Regions from separate parts of the Homo sapiens genome. Here region 1 is linked to region 2. A link is a loop called in an ENCODE intact Hi-C map of the cell type or tissue named here. Cell type or tissue: endothelial cell of umbilical vein. All regions are shown on one strand. Each heading gives the region's core, and the rest is flanking DNA. Links, peaks and the distances in the headings are about the cores only. Region 1 overlaps PDLIM4 (PDZ and LIM domain 4). Region 2 has its middle 13 kb from the start of CSF2.

The links. Peaks named below come from ENCODE experiments on the same cell type or tissue, not always from the same donor. Only the 100,000 strongest peaks of a DNase experiment are listed, where the experiment ranks them.
Region 1: a loop joins it to region 2, with 2.3 times the contacts of the local background. A loop is called at or near these places in 1 of 110 quality-filtered maps.

What each region holds. Positions count from the first base shown.
Region 1 is chr5:132,263,780-132,268,160 of GRCh38, forward strand. PDLIM4 (PDZ and LIM domain 4) reads left to right here. Exons shown (of 7, transcript NM_003687.4): 3 at 2,685-2,766. Among named protein-coding and RNA genes, the nearest start is that of PDLIM4, 8.3 kb to the left of the region's middle. RefSeq lists enhancers at 1,358-2,632, 2,139-2,639. In endothelial cell of umbilical vein, for the core only: no CTCF peak of the experiment used is centred there; DNase peaks (open chromatin) are centred at 392 and 2,132; H3K27ac peaks cover 3,706 bases.
Region 2 is chr5:132,084,250-132,088,630 of GRCh38, forward strand. No RefSeq gene overlaps it. Among named protein-coding and RNA genes, the nearest start is that of CSF2, 13 kb to the left of the region's middle. RefSeq lists a silencer at 3,374-3,596. In endothelial cell of umbilical vein, for the core only: no CTCF peak of the experiment used is centred there; a DNase peak (open chromatin) is centred at 2,272; H3K27ac peaks cover 1,735 bases.

The DNA of each region.
Region 1 (4,381 bases), core at 97-4,096, 180 kb after region 2:
GGAGCCTTTAAACATGGTGGAGAGGCCTGTGAGGTCAGCCCTGTTTGTGCTTGGCCCTGGCACACGGTGAGGATGCTCCATCTTTGGAGTTCAGCAAAGCTGGTCCTCATCCAGCCTCTGGAGCCTTAGGTGCCCAGATGACCTCTATGAGCCCGGGGTTTCCTTTCCCATTAACGGATCACATTCATCACCCTCCTCCAGACTGAGATACAGGCTGGATGGGGGAAATGTCAGCATTGCTCTGCCCATGAGTGACCTCTGAAGCTTCCCCACTTGGCTGGGATCCTGGCCCCTGACTCACCTCCAGCCTTGACTCTGTGTGGCTGAACAAGGGCAGCCCTAGTGGTAGTGGAGTAGTGGGGAGGAGTGCCTCAGAGGGGGCCTGAGTCAGGAGCTTCTCAGAGTGTATGATGTCAGCGGAGGGTGGTGGGGTGGAGGTCCCCCTCCTTCTTTCCTTCCTTCCTTCCTTCCTTCCCCAGTCCTTTGTTCCAAACCAGGCATGGATGGAGCCAGAGGTCCACTGACCTGTTCCACTCTGAGCATTTCAGCCCCAAAATGTCACTGGCCATGGAGCAGATGAGAGCACATTCTCTACTATTACAGAGCTGGGTTGAGAATTATGCTCATAATTTTACCCATAAAAGAGAGAGAGGGAGAGATAACTATGCTGTGCTCCAGAAAGTGATTTAATCTCTTGAGCCCATAACTTCCTCAACCAAAAATATGGACCATCTTGCGCTCTGGACATTGAGTGATGATGTACCAGGCCTGCTCAGTCAGAGTGAAAACCTGAGTCCTGCCCTGCAGCCCCCTCACACATGCAGACTCTGGGGGATCAAGACATGAGGGCCACCTTGACTTTCTGAGCCAACATTTCTTCTCCTGGACACTTGCCCACCTGCAAGCTTTCTGACTCTGCTCCCTATCTTGCCTGCTATGCCAGGACCTATGCCTGGCCCCCAACGACACTCCTCCCCGCCCCCACCACACACACCCACACAGCAAGGGCTCTGCAGTAAATCAGCCTGTTGAGCTGGCTGGAGTGAGCTACCCTGTGCTCTCACTCCCAGGGTTCTACCCCAGACCAGCTTCCCTATCTGCCCTCTTGTGTACAGAGAGCTCTAATCCCCCCACCAACTCCCCCACAGAATGAAAAGTGTATCAAAGGCCCAGCTTCCCCACTGGGCTTCTTTTGCTTTGAGCCCAAAGCCAGGCATCCAACAATCCAAGCAAAATCACACTTCCTGGGCATGTTCTATAGGTCCAGGACCTTTCTGACATCAACTCCAACACTGAGGCCACTGATAGAGTCCCTGTTGTCCATCACATGTGGCCCAAGGTACCTTTGCACAGCCTACCCTTTGCCTGTCATTTTGTTTAAAGAGCCCAGCCTGGGATGGGGGTTGACACATGATTAAGCCCTTCATTCTGATCTGATGCATTGGGCCACATTAATGGCTCTGGGTACTTTGTGCCCTTCGACCTTAGACGTCAGGCTTGTACTGCTCTTCTGGGCAGAACTTCAGGGAAGTTGAAGGCCAAATAGCCACACAAGATGTCCCAGCTTTATCCCAGAGGAGTTCTGAGTAGATAGAGGCCACAGTTAGAGCTGTGAGTTAGGGTACCCACTTGGGAGCCTGGTTGAGGGGGCTAGAGACAGGGACTATGGGGCTGGTGTTGCCCTGGGGCAGCAGAGCTCTAATACCAAAGGCCTGGAGTAGAGAGGTAGCCTCCAAGGGACTAAGGAATGGGCAGAGGCGAGGAAGTGCAGAGTGAGTATGGACCATAGGCATAGATAGATTATTAAAACCCTCAACTGAAGGGGGCAGAAGAGGCAGGGGCAAGCTGCTAGGTCAGTAATGAGACCTTGAGAAGCCTCAGGAGGCTTCGTGGGGTGAGTTGGAGGGCATTATTCCCCTTTGGTCTAACCAGCCTCACCTCATACCCACCTGCCAGTCCAGGGTCCATGCCCCTTCCTGGCCTGCCTTCTCACAGGGCTACTGAGTGACAGGGCTGGGCCTTAGGCACGTAGCCTCTCGGCCTGCCTGCCCTGCTTATGGCAGGTTTATGATGTTTTTCTCCCTCCTGAGTGGTGTTTGGCTTTTGGTTTCTATGGCGAAGCAGGAATTTCCTAATGGCCTGTTTCCCATCTGGGCTGGGCAGACTCAGTGATGACTCTGCCGGCAGCAGCAGCAGGAGGAAAGACACACCCCTCAGAGCCTCCATTCCACCTACCCCAGAGCCGACGGACGCCTGACCCCACACCCCACCAGAGGCTGTAGATGCCCAGAGGATGCGTGGATAGGCTTCTAGCTGGTCAATGTGTGAGGCCTGGCTTGCAGTGCTATAAGCTGGGCCTCTTTGAGCTGAGCTTCTGTAGGCCACGAAGAGGGTGGAAGATTAGGGAAGACACAGGGCTTCTCCTGCAGCCTCTCCAGGAACCAGACTAGAGAGGGATTGGGCAGCCGATGGGGACAGAAGCATATAGCCCTACCCCAGGAGGATGGCAGCTAGAGTTGTGGCTCATTGCCACAACAGTCACCATTGTGGTACAGGGGAAAGCACTGGAGTGGTGTTCTTCTACCTGCAGGGCACAGCCCAGAGCCCAGCCCCTCTTGATCCTGGCTCCCAGGCATGGTGGGCGTGGTAGGAGACATATCTGACCATCACAATTTCTGCCACAGGCCTGAGGGTAGGAGCTGGCCCAGTGCCCCTGATGACAGCAAGGCTCAGGCACACAGGATCCACATCGATCCTGAGATCCAGGTATGTACAGACACTGCCTGGCCTGGCCTGGCTCAGAGTGAGCCCAGGGCAGAGGGGCCAGCATGCAGGTTCACCTGCACTGAATGTCCTCACTGGGGCTCTCAGATACCCAAGACAGAGACTGAAGCAGAAGTTTTCTCTGGACCACATCCATACCCCATCCCATGTTCCTCAGATGATGAGCACCTGGTGTGGGCTCTGTCTCTACTCCGGGCAATCCTGGATTCTGGACCAAGGTGCCTATGATGTCCAGGATCTGGGCTAGGCCTTGGTTTGCGGCTATCACACAGCCAGCTGGAGTTCACTCTGGTGCTCAGTGATGCCAGACCAGAAAGAAGTCACTGTGCTTGCAGCGGGGGAGATTGGTGGCAGTCTCAGGCTGTGGAGTGACCTCAGGCTATGGGACACTCCTCTGAGTGCCCTATCCAAGCCTGAAGTTCTCTCCTGGCCATCCTGTGGTGCTTCTAGCAGAACTTAGGCTGCAGGCCTGTCTGCCCAGTCACCTTTCTGTGTGTGATAGAAGTCATATCTCTGGTCCTGTCCTCAAGAAGAGTGAGGGGGTCAGGCTATTCTAGGGCCTTGTTTTGCCATGGCATAAGGAGTAGCCAAGTGGGGATGACTGAGGTATCCAGAGCCATCTCTGGGCCACAGAGTTTGGGCAAGGAGACTGGGATGGTCTGTGATGGAGCCAGAACCATGGGACCCAGCATGTGGGACCATTGCCTCCTGGGCCTGCCTTTGTCCACCCTCTCAACATGAAAGAAAAGGGGCCAAGGCAGGGAGAGGCTTCACTGAACCAGAGGGAAGGATGTGCCCCAGCTTCTCCCTCACTATCTACCCCAATCCCATCTTGCTCTATTCCCTACCCTGCCTGGCTGGCATCCCTGGAGCCAGATGCTTACCACCTTCCAGGCAGTGCCCATTCTGGCAGGGGAAAGGCACTTAGAAGTTCTGGGCTAGGGGAAGCCAGGGGCCAAAGGAGCCCAGAGTAGTCACATGACTCAGACAAGGAGTCAAGGAGTGCTTCCTGGAGGAAGGGGTATTGAAGCCAAGACCTGAAGGGCTAGGAATGGTAAGGCAGGCAAAGGGGTATAGGGAGAGGAAGTGTGGCCCAGAGGTGAGGTCTTGCACCACAAGTTCAGAGAAAAGAAAGGTCCAGGGGAAGGGAGGACAAGATGGAAGGAGTGAGAGGACAGAGGTGAGAGATGAGGTGGTGGAGCAGGGCCACAGAAAGGCTCTTGGGCTTCTCTATCCTGGACCTCAGCTGTTCTTACAGGGATTCATGGCCACATCTGTGTCTCAGAAACTTGCTCTGATGGCCCCATGGACCCCAGACCTTAGGGGTAGGGGTACATGTTGCCATAGACAAATGAGCCAGGTTTGCCACAGGCCAGGCAGAGGGGAGCAGCAGGGTGTGGGCCTCAAGCTCATGCATGAGGCCCAGCCTCCCTCAGAGGTAGCAGTGCCAGGATGACGTGGTGGGGAGGGGGTTCAGTCTTCCAGGAGAGGCTCAGGGCCGGTGGGCCTGGGAGGCTGGCGACTGTAGAGCAGCTCCCCCTGCCCCCACACTTGTTCTCATTGACTCCCTTGAAGACCAGGCTGCCAGTGGCTCAGA
Region 2 (4,381 bases), core at 176-4,175:
TAGCTGGACCTGGTGGCGCAGGCCTGTAGTCCTGGCTACGTGGAAGGCTGAGGCAGGAGGACTGCTTTAGCCCGGCAGTTCAAGGCTAAGGTGAGCTGTGATTATGCCACTGCACTCTAGCCTGAGCAACCGAGTGAGAACCTGTCTCTAAAAAAAATTTTTTTAATTAAAAAAAAATTTCCTATTCTACTGCTGACAGACATTTGGGGTGTTTCCACTTTGGGGCTAATATTAATAAAGCTTCACTGAATATTCCTGCACTCATGTTTTGGTGAGCATATGTTTACCTTTCTTCTGGAAATGCTGGGAATGACATGGAATTGCTAGGTCATAGGACATACATATTTTAGCTTTAACTAAATACTAGCTTTAGCTGCTGGCAAATATTTAATATTTTCCCAAGGAAAAGTCTTTCATTGGCCGGGCACAGTGGCTCATGCCTGTAATCCCAGCACTTTGGGAGGCCGAGGCAGGCGGATCACAAGGTCAGGAGATCGAGACCATCCTGGCTAACACGGTGAAACCCTGTCTCTACTAAAGATAGAAAAAAATTAGCCGGGCATGGTGGCACGTGCCTGTAGTCCCCAGCTGCTTGGGAGGCTGAGGCAGGAGAATCGCTTGAACCCAGGAGATGAAGCTTGCAGTGAGCCGAGAAAGCACCACTGCATTCCAGCCTGGGTGACAGAGCGAGACTCCATCTCAAAAAAAAAAAAAAAGTCTTTCATGAACAATGTTGCTGTTGGTTTTCCTGCCTTTTGTAGACACTGCTTATCCACCAGACACTGGAACTCTCTTCTTCTTTCATATGATCTGAGCCTGCTTCCCAAATGCTCCCATCATTACCAGAAATTCTTCTCTGCGTTGTTTACTCCTGCATCTCCTTTTTGGGAGAGGTAGCTCACAAAGGGCCCAGTTTGATGTGGCTGTGGATGGTGTCTTGCCAGCACACTGTGGAGTGCAGCCCTTATCTACAAGGTCTCAGAGCCTCTGGGAGGCTCCAGGTAAACTGTAATGTTTTGCTATCCTATGTGGAGAAACCAAGTGGAGAGACCTGGGTACTGTCCTGGGTTCCTCTTGAGGTCTCGGTCCCTTAGTCAGTCCCCTGCCATGTCCTGGTACATTCATCTTCCCAGCCCCTTTCCAACCTGCCCACTTCTCTTTGTCTTTATGGCTTTGCCCTGACCCAGTCCACCTCACTAATGCAGACAATCACCCCAAATACCCACAGGCCTTGTCTCTAGACCCTTCCTGCTTCTCTCCCCACAGCAGCCACCCATTAATTCATTACATAAATATGTACTGAGCACCTACAAAGTGTCAGGAACTGTGCCAGGCTCTGAAAGGAAACCAACCCTTGAGGAGCTTACACTTTAGGGGTTAGTCTGGCTGTGTGTCATAAGGGTTACCTGCCAGCTCAGCATGAACTCCAAGCCCTTTGGTCTGACCTAAGACCCTCCCTTACTGCCCTGGCCCCGTCAGCCCCTGCAGATACCTCTAGCCTCATTGCTCACCATCCATCTCCTTCATATCAGCCCTGGACCCCAGTAACACGAACCAGCCACAGCACTCCCACCATCACCTGCTACCCCTGCCTGGAATGCACCCCAGCCAAATGGTTGACATCTGTCTCCACAATGGGGTAAGACTAATGTCCAGTGGGAGGTGGAGAGGTCCTGCACTGGGGCCTCCTCTTCCTCAACACCTACTCTGAGGCTTGCCTGCCCACCTCTTACGCCACAGGGGTGGACTGTTATCTGTTCCTCAGGGGACTGTGAGGGTCTCTGCTCTGAACTACTGCTTTATCCCCCAGCTCGGAGGAGGGCCCCTCATGGCATCAAGTGCCAGCAGTGACTATGTTCCAGAGTCTGATGAAAGTGAGCCTCTTTTCACCTTTGAATAAAAGAAATGCACACAGCTTTTACAGAAGTCCGGATGGAAAGGCAACATCCAATTTTCCAAAGTTTAGAAAATGTTCTTGGGACCAAGATCAGCAACAGGCTATAAGCAGGTACTAAGTACACAGCCAGGGCTGTTGTTTTCATTATTCTTATCAAAAATAGCATCTGTGAGGGAGCCAAGAGGAGGCCCTTGGGGCCATCCAGGAGCCAGGGGAACTGGGAGCCCAACACCAGCACAGCTGCCAGCTCTTTTTCCCACTTAACGGATTCGGGAACCATCTCAAAGGAAGCTGCAAGAGGGAGGGAAGCCCAGCTCTCTGGGAATGTGTCACACTTCCTCCAGTTAGGCCTGGGGCAGCCCCAAGCTCTCCTGATGGAGGCCCTGGCTCCTATCCAGGCCTCTTCCTCTACCAGACTGGATAAGGGTGAGGTCATGTGCTGGGGAAGGGAGGCCAGGGAAGCAGCAACTGGGTTGGAGCCAGTCAGAAACAACACAATAACAGGATAACTCATAGTCTCCCCTCTCCCCTTACACTCCAGGAAGCTGTCCCTGAGTGAACTCCATACCCCTCAGGTCCCTTCTCCCACTGGGACCTCTCTGGGGCAGATTCTGTGGGTGCCTCTTAGTCCTCAACTGAAATGGAAGCTCTCTCTCTTCTCAGGGCTAGGGGAAGCACTGTGAATCAGACAGACCCTAATGCCTCCTCTCACCAATCCAGTCCTGGACATGGGCAGCAACCAGTGTTGGAACCCAGGTGGAAATAAGAGGAAGCTGCCAGAGCCTCGAGCCATACCCTGGGCCATGGTCACACCAAAGGTTCTTGTGCCTATGGGGCTGAGGGACAGAGATATGCAGCCTTGGGCTCTGAGATCAAACAAAAATGGGTGTGGGCCTGGGTCCCCAAGTTACAATGAACCCCCCTGTTAGGAAGGTGCATCTGACCTTAGACTCTGTCAGGCTGAAGGACCAGGTCCCCAAGTTACAATGAACCCCCCTGTTAGGAAGGAGCATCTGACCTTAGACTCTGTCAGGCTGAAGGACCAGGAGTCACAAGCAGACAGACAGACACAGCAGGACCATGACAGGGGCAGACAAACAGATAGGCATAGCTCAGGCTCCTGGCAGTGATGAGTAAACGGACAGACACTGATAGACAGTTAGACTCAGCGAGAGCCTGGAAAGGACAGATGGAGAGACAAGAGGGAACGCTGGCAGTGAAAGACTGACAGACATAGAGGAGATGGCGGACTTGGCAAGAGCCCCTGGCAGGGACAGACAGAGACGCAGTTGCAAGCTGTGGTCAGGTTAAAATGTGGCCATTCTGTCTCTGAGCTCAGCCCCTGACTGCAGATCCCGATTCTCTTGGAGGTTCCTCCTCTTGGCACTGTGATCAGAGACTTTGTGGGACTCTTGGGACCCATTTCTCCAGGACTACAATGCCCTCAACCCCACAAGTCCCAGGAAGGTAGTAGGCTGTGGCCCTCACTGTCCCTGGAGTCAGACTCAAGAATCAATCCATTCTCCTGGTTTTTTCCTCCCCTTCCTGGCCTGTGGGGCAGAGAAAGCCTCCTCGACATCTCTCCTGGGGCCACCTACTCCCAGCATGGTGGCTGTGCTTGTCGTGGAAAAGGTCTTTTTAGGAACCACTATGAGTCCGGACTCTGTTGGCACAGGGGGCGGTGCCCAGAAGAGGCTATAGTCCGGCATTTGCACGACTATCCGAGGATGTTGAGCTCCACCTGGCCGCCTTCTCTTCTCACCACCCCTCATGACCTCCAGGCCCCAGAGGCCTGAGGGCCTAAAAGGTTTTGACCCAGGGGAGCAATTCCAGGCCAGGTGAGGATGGGGTGATTAGTCCCCTTCATAGCTGCAGAGACTGAAGCTGACTTGAACACACTCTGCTCTGAGGCTGTAGGGTCCAAGAACCCCCCTGGGGTGAGCTGAGGTTTTTCTACTTTCAGGGGACCGTTGTGCTGAAAGCATGACGAGGCTGCCTGCCTGAGGTTGGGTTCCCTGGGAAGCAGACTCTGAGACAGAAACTGGCATGCAGGACTGCTCATGGAAGGGAAGGGAAGGAAGCAGGATTGAACAGAGGGAGAATTTGGACAAAATACAGTCACAACAGAAGTCTCAGCTGATCCTAAGGAGACTTCTACAGCTGGGATGGCCCTTCAGACTCTTCCTATGTTGGGGCAAGGAGGTCAAGCCTTTATGCCTTCATTTTGATCAGTAATTGGATGTAAGCTGCCCCTGGAAGGAAGCATGACCTTAGGCACGGAAATTTTCTTCAGCAGGGGCAATCAGACCTTGACTCCTGAAGGGTGTTCAGGGCAGCATATCATAGCTTCCACCATAGTCCATCCCTTGAGCTTTCTGGATCCACTTCTTCATATAAACACTTCCCACTGGTTCTGGGAGCAGCTCCTCCAGGATTCCAGTGGTGTGCTATCAATAACTGGTTCTCCAAAAAAAAAAAAAAGAG